Linked DNA regions of Homo sapiens: region 1 is linked to region 2. Evidence: chromatin loops called from intact Hi-C (ENCODE). Cell type or tissue: mammary epithelial cell. All regions are shown on one strand.

Region 1 (8,000 bases), 630 kb before region 2:
CCAATAAAGCGAGGCCACTAGGTGGGATATCCAGACACGTTGAAACTGCTGTTGCGTCTTCCTCCTTAAAAAAGGTCAGCCAGGCACATGGCAAGCGGCTGTAGTCCCAGCTACTTGGGAGGCTGAGGTGAGAGAATCACTTGTGCCCAGGAGTTTGAGGCTAAGTGAGCTACAATTACTCCTGTGAATAGCCACTGCATTCCAGCCTGGGCAACATAGCCAGACCTCGTCTCTAAAGTTTAATTTAGGCCGGGCACGGTGGCTCACGGCTGTAATCCCAGCACTTTGGGAGGCCGAAGGAGCCGGATTGTCCGAGGTCAGGAGTTTGAGACCAGCCTGGATAACATGGTGAAACCCTGTCTCTACTAAAAATACAAAAATTAGCCAGGTGTGGTGGTGCACGCCTGTAGTCCTAACTACTTGGGAGGCTGAGGTGGGAGAATCGCCTCAACCCCATAAGCAGAGGATGCAGTGAGCTGAGATCGTGCCACTGCACTCCAGCCTGGATGACAGAGCAAGACTGCATCTCAAAATAATAATAATAATAATAATAATTTAATTTAATTTAAAAGCTCAATAAATGCAGGTGATGCACAGGCCAGCAAACATGTTATGGGACGCTCAGTGGTCCACTCCCACGTGCACGCTGGCCACACCCGGCCCTGCAGGCCTGCAGCGCACCCCACACACACACTGATGCACTCTCTTGCTCTCTCCCCGCCACGCAGAACTTCTGTGGGCAGGAGGGGCTGTGTGACACCCTGGGTGTGGCAGACATCGGGACCATTTGTGACCCCAACAAAAGCTGCTCCGTGATCGAGGATGAGGGGCTCCAGGCGGCCCACACCCTGGCCCATGAACTAGGTAAGATTTGCTGTGCCAAAGCCCACTTCACCACATCGGAGGGAACTGCTCTTCCAGATCCAAGGTTGCGTAGATCCTAAGGAATATGCGGCCCTTGCTTAGGAATAGCTCCTCCTAATTTTGACAGGGTGACTGTATACAAACAGATACCGCGCTTGACAGTGCTGAACACAACTCCGCTCCCACCCCGAGCACATGGCCAAAATACAAAAGCAGCATCCCACACGATTATCACAGGTCACCGGGCAAATGCCAGGACACAGGACACCAGACACGTGCTGGGGTGGAGGCGTGGAGCTGTGCACAAGCTAAGCCGTGGGATCTGGGGGAAGAACAATGGTCCAGGGACTGTCATGTGAGAGGGCAAATAACAGAGCTAGATCCAAATTCAGGACGGGCTGAGGCAGAAAATAAAGGGGTATCCGTGTTTCTTAGTCATCTGAGAACGCGTCCTGGAAGAGCAAAGCGCAGGGGAAAGCCCTACGCAGAAATCTTCGGAGAGTGAGGGGGTGGCTGCTCCCCTGAGGAGCTCCATCTCTGTCCCTAGCTGGGCCAGGTGGGGCGCCCTCAGGCAGGACAGGGCGGAGTGGACCAGGCCTCTCTCCCCAGGGCACGTCCTCAGCATGCCCCACGACGACTCCAAGCCCTGCACACGGCTCTTCGGGCCCATGGGCAAGCACCACGTGATGGCACCGCTGTTCGTCCACCTGAACCAGACGCTGCCCTGGTCCCCCTGCAGCGCCATGTATCTCACAGAGCTTCTGGACGGCGGGCACGGTAGGCACCGGCGGCCCCGCCCTACTTGTCCCCGTGGGCCTCCTTCCACTGGTGCTGGCGCAGAGACCCCCTCCAGCTGTGCCTCCTCACAGGGCCCTTAGAGCTGAGTCCCCGGCCAGCCTCCCACGCTGGGGCATTCACACCACCCCCGAAGTCTGCTCTTCTGGCCCCATCTTCCAGCAGCCGAGTTCTGCGCTAATTTAGATTAGTCACAAGGCAGGGGGAAGTCATCCGAGAAGGTTGTCTGAAGGAGGAGGGTTTGAGCAGCGCTTGAAGGAATAGAAGCACATAGCACAGAGGAGAGACGAACCTACAACAGCTCAGGCGTGACAGAGGCAGTGACTGCGTCCTGTGAGAGCAAGAGGGCGGGGAGCTGGTTCAAAGGACTGGAGCCAGGCATGGGGTGCACACCTGTGGTCCCAGATACTCAGGAGGCTGAGGCAGGAGGATCACTTGAGCCCAGGAGGTCAAGGCTACCAGTAAGCTGTGATCATGCCACTGACTCCAGCCTGGGTGACAGAGAGAGACGCTATCTCTTTAAAAAAAAAAAAAAAAAAAAGGGCCAGGTGCAGTGGCTTCTGCCCGTAATCCCAGCACTTTGGGAGGCTGAGGCAGGTGGATCACAAGGTCAGGAGTTCGAGACCAGCCCGTCCAACATGGTGAAACCCCATCTCTACTAAAGATACAAAAAATTAGCCAGGCGTGGTAGCACACGCCTGTAGTCCTAGCTACTCAGGAGGCTGAGGCAGAAGAATCGCTTGAACCCGGGAGGTGGAGGTTGCGGTGAGCCGAGATCGAGCCACTGCACTCCAGCCTGGGCAACAGAGCTAGACTTCATCTCAAAAAAAAAATTGCTTCTCAGAAGAGGGGATTAAAGAAAAAACAATTTTAAGTGGTTGGAATTGTTGGTAAAGTAATATTCTAGATCCTTCTCACTGAGGGAGACAGGGACATGTATGATGCAAAAATAAGATGATCCAGACAGCATTATTTGGTCTTCATTTGCATGCTGTGGCTTTCAGGAGCACGGTTAGGTTGTGATATGGATGAATATTGTGTTAGCTGGCATTCACTGGGTACACAGAATGTCGGGGGCAATGCTTCCTAGATGTTCAGGACAGCAAAGGAAAGTCGGTCCTGAAGAGCGTTTGCAACTGATAGTCAAAAATTAGGCATGCTCTCACTAGATCATCAAGTGGTGACAGCTTTTAGTTGGAGGTCAAGAAGTCGTGACACCTAGACCTTCAGTGCCATCCATCACAGGCCATGAAGAGCTGAGAGGGCGGCAGCCCTGTGCATGTTCTTACACCCCTGCTTCCTCTTTTCCCAGGAGACTGTCTCCTGGATGCCCCTGCTGCGGCCCTGCCCCTCCCCACAGGCCTCCCGGGCCGCATGGCCCTGTACCAGCTGGACCAGCAGTGCAGGCAGATCTTTGGGCCGGATTTCCGCCACTGCCCCAACACCTCTGCTCAGGACGTCTGCGCCCAGCTTTGGTGCCACACTGATGGGGCTGAGCCCCTGTGCCACACGAAGAATGGCAGCCTGCCCTGGGCTGACGGCACGCCGTGCGGGCCTGGGCACCTCTGCTCAGAAGGCAGCTGTCTACCTGAGGAGGAAGTGGAGAGGCCCAAGGTGAGGGACAGCCCCTGAGGATAGCGGGGAGGGGAAAGGAGAAACAAAAGGAAATGGGGAGGACTGAGGGCTGTTCTCCAGAAGGAAACCACACTTGAGAGTCATGAACCGAGAGACAGCCAGGCAGAGCGGCTCACACTGGAATCCCAGCACTTTGGGAAGCTGAGGCAGAAGGATCACTTGCACCGAGACCAGCCTGGGCAACATAGTGAGATCCTGTCTGTACAAAAAAATAAAAAATAGGTCAGGCATGGTGACTCACGCTTGTAGTCCCAGCTACTCAGAAGGCGGAGGCAGGGAGATCACTTGATCTCAGGAGTTTGAGGCTGCAGTGAACCATGATCATGCCACTGCACTCTAGCCTGGGCAACAGAGGGAGACCCTGTCTCCAAAAAAAAAAAAAAAAAAGAAAAGAAACTTCGGGCCAGGCTGCAACATAGGACTTCTAGGTAAAATCACTCATCTTTTAACAAACAAACCAAAGCATATTTATCCACACGGTGAGGAGCCCGTGAAGGCTATCCCCTCGGTCAGTGGGTTGACACTGCCGTGGCTCCAGACATTAGGGAGCTGCTTTGGGGCTGCCTCAGGGCTGGTGCAGGTGCAGATTGGTGAGCGGGGTGGAGACAGGAAGGTGAGCACACAACAGATGGAGCCACTGTCAATTCCGTCATGAACACAGAGACACGCGGAATAAATTCCATCAAGAATTGAGTGAAAAGTATTCATAGCCTGCCCGTGCTTGAACTGAATGCATAATTACAGGTTGGGAGAATGAGAGCAGTTGTGGGAATTCCGTATTCAAAGAGGAGGAGAGGAGACAGATTCAGAGCTGCCTCTGGCCAGGCAGAAAAAAACTTGGCCCAGGAGAGAGTAAACTCACAAGAAAAACCAAGGCAGTGCCAGTGAGGGTTTTTAAATGATTCACTTCTTTGCCCTGCTCTGAATACATCCAAACTGTGAGGCTGATCGCATTTCTCTTACTGTGACTCATGGAGCCATCACTATGAAACAGCATCCACTGGGTTTCACAGCCCGGTCCCCGCCAGCGCTGAATCGCCAGGGTGGCCCAAGCACTCCTCAGTGCATGTCTTTTGCACTGAGCCTTGGGAGCCCGCCTGCACCAGGTAAGCTCTGTACTCTTGTCCTAAGCCTGAGCTGGTGCAGGATTCATGGACTGATCCTCAGCCACCTCCCATTCACCCTGTTCATTCTCATCACATGTTATTGAGGGGAGAGCAGAGGGATCTGCCACCAATCCCAGAGCACAGCCGAGCTAAGTGCAGGGAGAGGTTGACGTGAAATGATCATGGAATGATGTGTGGCCTCTATTTTTAAGAAGTCAGATCAGAAAATACATATTTATAGAATCAGGCCAGGTGCTGTAATCCCAGCACTTTGGGAGGCCGAGGCGGGTGGATCACCTGAGGTCAGGAGTTCGAGACCAGCCTCACCAACATGGTGAAACCCTGTCTCTACTAAAAATACAACAATTAGCCAAGTGTGGTGGCAGGTGCCTATAATCCCAGCTACTCCAGAGGCCAAGACAGGAGAATCACTTGAACCCAGGAGGCGGCAGTTGCAGTGAGCCAAGATCATACCACTGCACTCTGGCCTGGGCGACAGAGCAAGACTTTCAAGAAAGAAAGAAAGTGAGAAAGAAAGAGAGAAAGAGAGGTAGAAAGAAAGTGAGAAAGACAGAAAGAATATATACATAGAATCATATCTTTTGTAAAATAAAAGCATTGCATTTTTATGATGATATATTCAGAGCAAAAGTATGAAAAATATTGGTGAAAATCATGTTAATGGTTTTATCTGGGTAGTGGTGTTTTAAAGAAGTGTTAATTTCTTTTTTACACTTTTCTGCATTTTTTTATTTGTCGTATGAGCAACTATTACTTTTATAACTTTTAAAAAATTATTTTCATTTTGAATACTCTATGAACCTTTGGGCATACAGCATTCCAAAGGGCAAAGCTTTGTTCTCATAGGTCAGTTGTAAAATGGGAAGCAGGGCCAGGCATGGTGGCTCACACTTGTAATCCCAGTACTTTGGGAGGCCGAGGCAGGTTGATCACTTGAGGTCAGGAGTTCAAGACCAGCATGGCCAACATGGTGAAACCCCATCTCTACTAAAAATACAAAAATTAGCCAGGCGTGGAGGTGTGCACCTGTAATCCCAGTTATTCGGGAGGCCGAGGCACAGGAATCATTTGAACCCAGGAGGCGGAGGTTGCAGTGAGCCGAGATCACGCCTTTGAACTCCAGCCTTGGCAACAGAGCAAAACTCTGTCAAAAAAAAAGGAAGCAATTCTGTTTCTTTCCCAAGCATTGTCCTATCACCAGAACCAGTGGCTGGTAGACTATGGCAACACCTCGCAGGGATGTTTCCTTTAGACCAGAGTTCCTCTGCCTTGGCACTAGGGACACTTAGGACTGGATAATTGTTACCGTGGGGCCTGTGCATTGCTGGATGTGGAGCAGCATCACTGGCCTCTACCCACTAGATGTGGTCACGTACACCCTCCACAGCTGTAGCCACCAGAGTATCTCCAGACATTGCCAAATGTCCCCTGGAGGGCAGAATTCGCCCCAACGGAGAACCACTGCATTATATGCAACCTTATTCCCATAAAAGGGTGTCATTCATTCATTCAGCAGATAGCCTATTGAGCACCTTACTAAGCATAAGGCACTGTTTTAGACACTGAGGAGTCAGTAGTGAATGAGTCCAGCCTGGTCTCTGTGCTCACAAAGCCATGCAGGCCACACAGTCATTAAACAAATGATTGAGGCAGTTTACGGCACTCCATGCACCAAGATGATAATGACTAGATGAGGAAGCCAGGGCATTGGCCACCCAGTGACACAGATACTGAAGCCTCCTGGCCTTTGCTCCTCATTCAGTGTGCCATTGTATGTTGCAGCCCGTGGCAGATGGAGGCTGGGCACCGTGGGGACCCTGGGGAGAATGTTCTCGGACCTGTGGAGGAGGAGTACAGTTTTCACACCGTGAGTGCAAGGACCCCGAGCCTCAGAATGGAGGAAGATACTGCCTGGGTCGGAGAGCCAAGTACCAGTCATGCCACACGGAGGAATGCCCCCCTGACGGTAATTACCACTCAGGGCCGCCCCTGCCAGAGCAGCTACTATCATTGCTATGACGCATCCCCAGAGGATGTGTAAAGTGGGAGTGAAGTGGGTGTCCCGGGATATAGAGTTACTCCCAGAGGGGAGTAAATTGGGTCTCCTGGGATGTAGAGTTTTGCCTGTGATCTCCACCTAAATGGGCTCTGCAAGGTTCCAATCCCAGGGGCAGCTCTCAGGGACCCGGGACAGCTCTCATAGTGTTCAGAGAGCCTGGCAAAGTCAAGGAGAGAAATTACGCTCATCTTCCAAGATGTGGAGAGGAGGACATCACTCCCAACCAAACTTATTGGGGAGGAGCCTCTGCAGAGGGGCTGGTGTCTAGGAAACTAATCCTCCTGGAGGCATAGGAACCCTCATCTGTGTGCAGAATGGAAGCATTTTCCAAAGCAAGTGTCAGAGCCAAACCTCCAAGGTCTTTCTAGCCAAAATTCAGCCCAGGGCAGAGGGAGGATTTCTGAATCTGATTCCTGTTCACATTCCTTCTGAGAAGAGTTGCCCATCTTCCCTTGGGAACATGGCAACTGTTTGACAGAATCTTCCCAGGAAGGAATACTACCTCTCCCTCCCCTTGGCATATTCCTATCCCCAGTACCTGCTGGAAACCATGAACATTAACTTAGAGGCAGTAAAGGGGCAGCAGCAAACTCGTGAGAGGGAAATCATTACAAGGTTTTTCCCCACCATCCCATCCAACTGCCCAGTGTGCAGCTCCAGGAAGGATTGGCAGGCAAGAAAAATCAGGCAGAGCCTTAGGAGAGATTCAACCACGGGAAAAGACACTGGCATTGGGTTGATGTCTCAGGAGAATCTGTAGGCTTTGCGGTTTCACAAGACAAGAAGGATCCACAATGGTTTGAGGCTCTAGAAACTTTGCCCTGGAATTGTATGAGAGTTTGCCTGGCATACAGGGTGAGACGTTGCTGGGAAAGGGGGAGGATGAGAATGAATATAGGGTGCAAGGTAGGTGTGGACGAAAAGTGATGCCATGATGTCAGATGCACCAAAGTCTGCCATTACTGTCGAGTATTTTTTAGTATTTTTTGTGTGTCTAGAACTATAAAAATGTATGAAAATGTAAAAGGCATGGTCTCTGTCCCTAAGGAGCTTGTAGTCCAATTAGAGACCCAAATCCCTTTAACACAGCCATTACATTTCAATGGATGAGTCACAGACCCTAGGTTGGTGAGGCGCTCGGAGAAAGGAAAGGCTGGGTGAGCGGAAGCTTTGAAAGGAGTTAGGACTGAGCAGAGTCTGGAGGACTGAGATGGGTGAGGTGTGAGGGGACCTGCCAGGGTGGTGGAAAGGTGTGAGAAGGGCCCTCATTCACTTAGGTGGAATCAAGCAAAGCACACCACTATGTCAAGGCCAGACCACAGAGGTCCTTGAAGGCTGACACAGTATCTGGGAGTTATCTGTGCCACCTGTCCCATTAAGTCACCTGGAAGCTCCTGCAGACACAGCCCAGACCCCCTCAGCTGCACTGACTCAGAGTCTCAGGCGTGGAGTATGGCATCTGCCTTGGCAAAGTCTCCCCAGGCATTCAGATGCACAGTTTGGGCAGGGAACCTTGGCAG
Region 2 (8,000 bases):
ACATTTGAACTCTTTGGAAGTGGGTGTTAATTATTTAATTAATTAAATAAAAATTTAGATGTGGCGGAAAAGCTTGGATGACTTACTTTCACACCACCATTATCTTGAATGGGCTATTCAAATACTCTAATGGAAGGAAAAGATTACTCACTTTTTTTTTAGGTCTTTAGTGATTATTACTAGGCTCAGTAGAAACCAGAAGACAATTATTCTCTTAAATATTGAAAAGAGGCAGTAATATAGATAAAGCACATTATTTTCTGAGACTATCCGATGATAGAAACAAAGTTGGCTGAATTCCTTAGGTATTAGAATAAAACACACTAGAATAAACATAAGCTTGATCATTGAGACCTCATGGCAGATCACTTTAAATGAGGTCAAAGAGTATTATTATAAAAAGACAATATATTTCTAATGTTTTGTTTACACACACCACAAACCAGGAAGTTAAACACAAAATAATGTACACTCACTTTCATTATCCTCTATTAGTTTTCACATGGCTTTAACAGTGAAAGAATTTCTAAACTACATTCTCAAATGCAGTAGACTTAAAAAGCCATAAAGTGCTAAACAGAAAAAGATACAACAAAATACGAAACAACTTTGCTTATAATATACAGGGTGGATATTATAAAGAACATTTGGAAATTACTACCCACTTCAGCTTTCCATCCAAGAACACAACCATAAAAATCAAGGCAAGATGTAATGGACTCCTCTTTGAAGACAAGACACTGCTGGAATAAGAGGAAAACCTTTTCACTTTGTGTGGCGTCATTCTGCTTACAGAAACAGTCTTTCAGGAACCTGCATTTACAATATAGCAATCACATGTATACTAAAGGTAAAAAAAAAAAAAAAAAAAAAAAAGACCAAACCCTCAGAAGAGATTAACTTCTTTTCAGAAGTATGCTGCAGGCTGAAGTAAGGATGAAGGTGGCATGTGATGACTATCCCAATCATGGCCTTTGGACCTGCTGAGCAGTGGGAACTATAATTTGTTCAACTTATCCACTTACATGGAATCCTTGCAGAAATTGTGGCTGATCACTGTTGAAGGAGGTTCTGTGATAGACTAGACTTATGAGATGCATGAATAGCTCAGAGTCACTGGACACCTCTTGTGCAACATTCAATGTCTTCCCAGCCTCACCTCTTATTTTGGTCATAGCTGTGGTCAGTTGTTCATGCAAGCTTTGACAGGTTTTGTACAGGGATAAACAGATAATGCTTCCTGTCTGGTTGTGCTACTGATCACTTGTTTTCCACCCTGGGGCGTATCTGACTCTTTGAAAGGTGTAGAAACTTGGTAGGAACCCACCTAATGGTCATGCATGTGCAACTGGGAATTTGGATGGAATAAATACCCAGGAGGCTACTCTTGATCAGTGAGGAGTAGTAGCCAGTGTATAAATGCTTTACCTCTTTGCCATTAGGTGGATAATTCTGAGACATGTTTTAAAATGCTTCTCAAAAAATACTAGTTAGAAAAAAAGAAAAAGGCTCCCAGTGGCAAACATGTCCCCTCTTCCTAGCATTCCCCATGGCATTCACTCCTTCTCTGGAATCACTTTCCAAAAGGCACTGCTTACACAGAAGTCCTTTCCTTGGGCTCTAACTTGGGGAAACCTAGGTTAAAAAAAAAAGTTTGTTAAAAAAAACAGGAGCTAGCTTGAAGGGACATTCTGTCTAACGATGGGATAATTTGAAAACCCAACATATGCCAACAATTTATAAAAACATTGAATATATATAAAAACATTGAATATATAAAAATCATTATAGTTCAAAAGAGAAAGATAAAACTAGACAGTTTTGGAGATTGCCAAGGCACCAAATTATTTGTTAAAAAATTATTAATTGAAAGGAAATAAGCATTTATCTTACCTTTTTGGTATGAACGGTGTATCAGGAAAATTAAATAGTCTTAGAGAACGAGGGAGAGTTTTTATTTATAGGATAATTCTAGCTAATGAATGTAAATGATAGAATTAGAAAATCATTTGGCAATTCCTAATAAAACAATTAATACAGGCAATGATTATTAAATCTAACAAAAGATGTGCAAGACGTCTACACTGAAATCTGTAAAAAAATATTGAGAGAACTTAAGACCTACGTAAAGAAGGCATATATTATGTTCATGTCTTGAAAGACTCACTGTAGTAATAATGTTAATCCTTTCCAAATTGATCCATAGAGCTGATGCAAATTCAATCAATCCTTGGTGTGTGTGTGTTAAACAATACACTGATGTCAAAAAACAAATACAGAAATGCACTTACATGTTTATCACAGCCTGTGAAAGCAGCCAGGAGGGAAGCTGTACCCTGCAAAGCCGCACGGGTGGAGCTGCCCAAGGCACTGGGAGCCCACCTCTTGCATCAGTACACCCTGGATGTGAAACATGGAGCCAAAGGTGATCATTTTGGAGCTTGAAGATTTGACTGCCTTGCTGGATTTCGGACTTGCATGGGGCCTGTAGCCCCTTCATTTTGACCAATTTCTCCAAATTTCTCCCATTTGGAATGGATGTATTTACCCAATGCCTGTACCCCTATTGTATTTAGGAAGTAACTAACTTGCTTTTGATTTTACAGGTTTATAGGTGGAAGGGACTTGCCTTATCTCAGATGAGATTTTGGACTGTGGACTTTCAAGTTAATGCTGCAATGATTTTGTAAAGACTCTGGGGGATCGTTGGGAAAGCGTGATTGGTTTTGAAATGTGAGAGCATTGTATTTGGGAGGGGTCAGGGACAGAATGATATGATTTGGCTGTGTCCCCAGCCAAATCTCATTTTGAATTGTAGCTCCCATACTTCCCACATGTTATGGGAGGGACCCAGTGGGAGTTAATTGAACCATGAGGGCGGGTTTTTCCCTATGATGTTCTTATGATAGTGAATAAGTCTCACAAGATCTGATGGTTTTAGAAAGGGGAGTTCCCCTGTACCTGCTCTCCTTTCCACCATGATTATGAGGCCTCCCCAGCTATGTGGAACTGTGAGTCCATTAAGCCTCTTTCCTTTATAAATTCTCAGGTATGTCTTTATTAGCAGCTTGAGAACAGATTAATACACCAAGTGAGTATCTTCCCTCTCCATTTGGGTTGTTTCTTCCCTCCATGTAAAAGCTCAGCACTGCCCAACATATTTAAACAGTTCCTTTATGAGACACGTTAATTTTCTTCTGCTGGAAGGCATACTGTGGGGACAGCCTATTAAGCCTCAAACCTCTTTTTCTAATTTCTGCCTGGGAAAAATTTGGAGTCAGAGGCCTTACCTAATATTTCATATCCTACAGTGCCACCTATTGGGATGGGATTTTTTTTTTTTCTCCATGGGGGCCCTATCGGCCCTTCATCCAAAACCTCTAGTTCCCCAATTCATCTGCCTCCTATGTCTATTAGGGACCAGGCTCCATGCCCCATCTGTAAACAGCAAAGCTCCACCTTTAACAGTTGAGAGGACAGCTATTCAATTCATATGTTCTTTTGAGACATCTGTTCTACATTCCACCTCCATTGGCATTTAAACAAAAAGGGGATTTTATGTTTGTAAGTCAATTGGTCCCACTCTCTGGGATTTCAATGTTTTGCTAGGGGCATAGCAAGGGAAGCCAGAGATAGTATTGAAACACTTCCTCCTTTAAAGGGTCTCACCCAAATACAACCTCTCCTGGACACCTAGGGTACCCTGGGAGCCTTATGGGCCAAGTGGTTCTAGGAAACCAGCAGGGCAAAGGGTTGGGGCCTAGTGCAGGTCACCATGACTAATCCTGCTGACTAGCTCCTCTATATCCATGGATGAAGGTCATGCTTGCATCCATGGGGCAGTGGCTATGATGGTCACTGGGACCCAGATGATGGGAGAAAATGGGTGAAGGGGGATGCCCTTTTGGCCTTCCCTTCCACGCTGGGTCGCCTCTTCCCTTTTTTCTAGATGGGTAACATCCCATCTTCAAGCCTTCGCTCCCCTCAAGTGTAACCTGGATCTCCTTTAACCCTCAGGCCCTGAAGTTTGCTCTGGGCAAGCCTCAACTTCACTCACAGAAGCCTTCCAGGATTTAACCCAAGTATTTAAACTGTCCTGGAAGAATGTACCAGGGAAAGAGAATCCAATGAGGAAAGTAGCAGTGCCCTTGGAGGATCCTAAATAGGACTATGATGATAGCATCTGAAAATGGAGAAGGAAACCCTTTCAAATGTGTATATTGGAGGGCTTGAAAGGGCTAAAGCCATACCTATTAACTATTCCAAGCTTTCCATGATAGATCAAAAACTAGATGAAAATCCCTCAACCATTTTTTTTTCTTTTGAGATGGAGTCTTCCTCTGTCACCCAGGCTGGAGTGCAATGGTGTGATCTTGGCTCACTGCAACTTCTGCCTCCTGAGTTCAAGTGATTATCCTGCCTCAGCCTTCTAAGTAGCTGAGATTACAGGCACTTGACACCATGCCTGGCTAATTTTTGTATTTTTAGCAGAGGTGGGGTTTCACCATGCTGGCCAGGATGGTCTCGAACTCCTGACCTCAAGTGATCCATCTGCCTCAGCCTCCCAAAGTGTTGGGATTTCAGACATGAGCCACCGCGCCTGGCCTCAATCTTTTTATTTCAATGAAGAGCAGGTTTATTACTCAGGCAGCTCCTGATATTGAAAGGAAGTTGCTGAAACAGGCCCTGTCCAAGATCTTTCTAATTTTTTCTCACCCTCAAGTTGAAACTTTACAGTATGTAAATGACACTCTCCTCTGTGTCCCAACTGAGGAAGTCTCAGGAAGGCACTGAGGCTCTCCTCAATTTCTTAGCTAAAAAGGGGATACAGGGTCTCAAAATCTAAAACTCAGTTCTGTCAGACTTCAGTAAAGTATCTAGGCTTAGTCTTATCAAAAGAGACGAGAGCACCAGGTGAGGAAAGGATTAAGCCCATTTCCTTTAACAGTTGAGGGGATTTTTAGGCATTGCAGGGTTTTGCAGACTGTGGGTACCTGGGTATGGTGAAATAGCTCGCTCTTTATACCACCTCATGAAAGAAACGCACTGAAACTTGCTCCCTAACTTGGGAACCCAAAACTCAAAAGCCTTTAACCAGCCTTGATTTCAGCCACAAGCCTTGCTTCAAGCATCTGCCCTCAATCTTCCCATAGGGAAAGCATTCAGTGCCTATGTGTTAGAAAGGAATGAAATGGCCCTGGGAGTTTTAACTAAGGCTCAAGGTCAGCTAAACAGCCAGTGGGTTACTTAAGTGAGGAACTTAACTTGGTGGCTAAAGGATGGCCAGCTTGCCTTTGAGCAGTTGCAGCAGTGGCTTTGCTGGTGCCGGAGGCCACCAGGTTAACCATGGGGAATAACTTAACTGTTTGCACCCCACACAGTATAGCAGAACTGCTGTCCTCTAAGGGAGTCTCTGGCTAACAGACAATCGCCCCTCAAATATCAAGCTTTGCTGCTAGAGGGATCTACAGTTAAGAACCTTTACTTGCCTGAACCCAGCCACTTTCGCCCAGAAGAAACTGGAGAACCTGAACATGATTGTGAATGGGTAGTGGTGCAAACTGGTAAAAGGAATAATAAGGATCACTGTTTATATTCTCTGTAAAGTTTTAATTAATAAAAAGCATTTTCTTAAAGAATGCTCAGCTTAATTAAAAGTGGATATCCAAGTTATAGGTATATTAAAAGGCCATTTTTTCCCCTCATATCTTGTTTTTTCTGGAAAAGGTTTTTTCTCAGTTGACTGCATTACTTTACTGTGTTTCAACACTCCTGGCACATGCATGAAAGGCCCTAAGATGAGTTCTGGTGGCATAGAACTCCTTGGGAGAACAGAAAAGGCACCACAGATCCCATTTTGGGAGAAATCTCTGTTTTCATCATGGAACCCCTGGAATTAAAGGTGAATAAATCCCTCTCAAAATCTGTTTTTGTCTTACAGTCATGCCTGTCTGTTAGGTTGCAGAAACTACATGCTTTCCTGGCCCTATTCTTTTTTTGTTTTTTTTTTACATTTTCTTTTTTATTATACTTTAAGTTCTAGGGTACATGTGCACAACGTGCAGGTTTGTTACATATGTATACATGTGCCATGTTGGTGTGCTGCACCCATTAACTCGTCATTTACATTAGGTATATCTCCTAATGCTATCCCTCCCGCCTCCCCACGACAGGCCCTGGTGTGTGATGTTCCCCTTCCTGTGTCCAAGTGTTCTCATTGTTCAGTTCCCACCTATGAGTGAGAACATGTGGTGTTTGGTTTTCTGTCTTTGCGATAGTTTGCTCAGAATGATGCTTTCCAGCTTCATCCATGTCTCTGCAAAGGACATGAAGTCATCCTTTTTTATGGCTGCATAGTATTCCATGGTGTATATGTGCCACATTTTCTAAATTCAGTCTATCATTGATGGACATTTGGGTTGGTTCCAAGTCTTTGCTGTTGTGAATAATGTCACAGTAAACATACGTGTGCATGTGTCTTTATAGCAGCATGATTTATAATCCTTTGGGTATATACCCGGTAATGTGATGGCTGGGTCAAATGGCATTTCTAGTTCTAGATCATTGAGGAATCACCACACTGTCTTCCACAATGGTTGAACTAGTTTGTAGTCCCACCAACAGTGTAAAAGTGTTCCTATTTCTCTACATCCTCTCCAGCACCTGTTGTTTCCTGACTTTTTAATGATCACCATTCTAACTGGTGTGAGATGGTATCTCATTGTGCTTTTGATTTGCATTTCTCTGATTGCTGGCCCTATTCTTAAAGGGCTCCACCCTGAGCTGCTGGATCTTTTTCTGTCTGTCTGCATAGTCATATGTGTGATGTGTATGATGTCTATAAAAAGAGCTCTAATTAACTTAAAAAAGGATAAGCACTTGGATAAAATATTTTTAAAGGAAAAGTAAGAGCTGTAATGACTCATTTTACATAACTTTAATCTTTAAAAAAAAGAACAGACTTAGGGATTGTTGGTAAAATACAAATGTCTTCAAGGTGTAAAGACGTAGTCTAGATTATGTAGGTCAAATGCTAGGTTTGCTAAATGTTTTAAGGTTGTGAACTGTTTCTGTGGCCTTTAAAAACTGTCAACTTGCTTGCTTCACAATTTGTAAGGCCCGGGAACATATGGAAGTAACTATGCCCCTAACTATGTTGGAAGGAGTCAAACAATCTGCACCTTGCACATAATTGAAACAACTTACCAGGTTTTACATTCAGGTTAAAAATTGCTAAGCATTACCATTATGACATGTAATTGAAACTACTGAGAATATATTTACATGTAAGGTGTGTAAAAACAGTAAAATGTGTTTTTAGTAAAAGATTATAAGAAGGCATGGAAGTGTACATTTTGCCTAGGGATAAAGAACTGTCTTAAATTAGGTTTAAGCAAATTGGGGAAAAATTGTAAAAACGATTTTTCTGTAAATTGAGCACTGAAGTAAAAGTACAACAAGGTTTTTTAAGACACTAATCTGTTCTTTAGCAAAATATGTAAATGGTTATAAAAGGTTTGTGAAAATGTCATCTCCTGGTCAAACTGGTTAAGGTTGGATAGAATCATCTATAAGGTTTCATTAAAAATTGGGGTTAGGCCAGGCGCGGTGGCTCACTTTGGGAGGCCAAGGCGGGTAGCTCATCTGAGGTCAGGAGTTCGAGACCAGCCTGGCCAACATGATGAAATCCCGTCTCTACTAAAAATACAAAAGTTAGCCGGGCGTGATGCCTTGTGCCTGTAGTCCCAGCTACTTGGGAGGCTGAGGCAAGAGAATTGCTTGAACCCAGGAGGTGGCGGTTGCAGTGAGACAAGATCGTGCCATTGCACTCCAACCTGGGCAACAGAGCAAGACTCCATCTCAAAAAAAATAAAAATAAAAATGAAAATTGGAGTTAACATCAATAGTAGACTAATGCAAGGGTAAAATTGAACTTTCTCTCTTGAACAGGATTTTCATGTAATAGTAAAAGCTGATGAATGTTTTTTGCTTTTTCAAAA

What was found. Hi-C counts contacts between places; a loop is a spot of excess contacts. Peaks named below come from ENCODE experiments on the same cell type or tissue, not always from the same donor. Only the 100,000 strongest peaks of a DNase experiment are listed, where the experiment ranks them.
Region 1: a loop joins it to region 2, with 4 times the contacts of the local background. A loop is called at or near these places in 2 of 110 quality-filtered maps.

What each region holds. Positions count from the first base shown.
Region 1 is chr11:130,409,804-130,417,803 of GRCh38, reverse strand. It overlaps ADAMTS8 (ADAM metallopeptidase with thrombospondin type 1 motif 8), which reads left to right. Exons shown (of 9, transcript NM_007037.6): 3 at 729-864; 4 at 1,474-1,641; 5 at 2,972-3,273; 6 at 6,204-6,387. Among named protein-coding and RNA genes, the nearest start is that of ADAMTS8, 15 kb to the left of the region's middle. In mammary epithelial cell, no CTCF peak of the experiment used is centred here; a DNase peak (open chromatin) is centred at 4,203; H3K27ac peaks cover 741 bases.
Region 2 is chr11:129,780,908-129,788,907 of GRCh38, reverse strand. The region is part of intron 1 of LOC124902793 (a long non-coding RNA gene); the gene reads left to right. Among named protein-coding and RNA genes, the nearest start is that of TMEM45B, 31 kb to the left of the region's middle. In mammary epithelial cell, CTCF peaks have their summits at 1,294 and 3,326 (motif pointing left); a DNase peak (open chromatin) is centred at 1,187.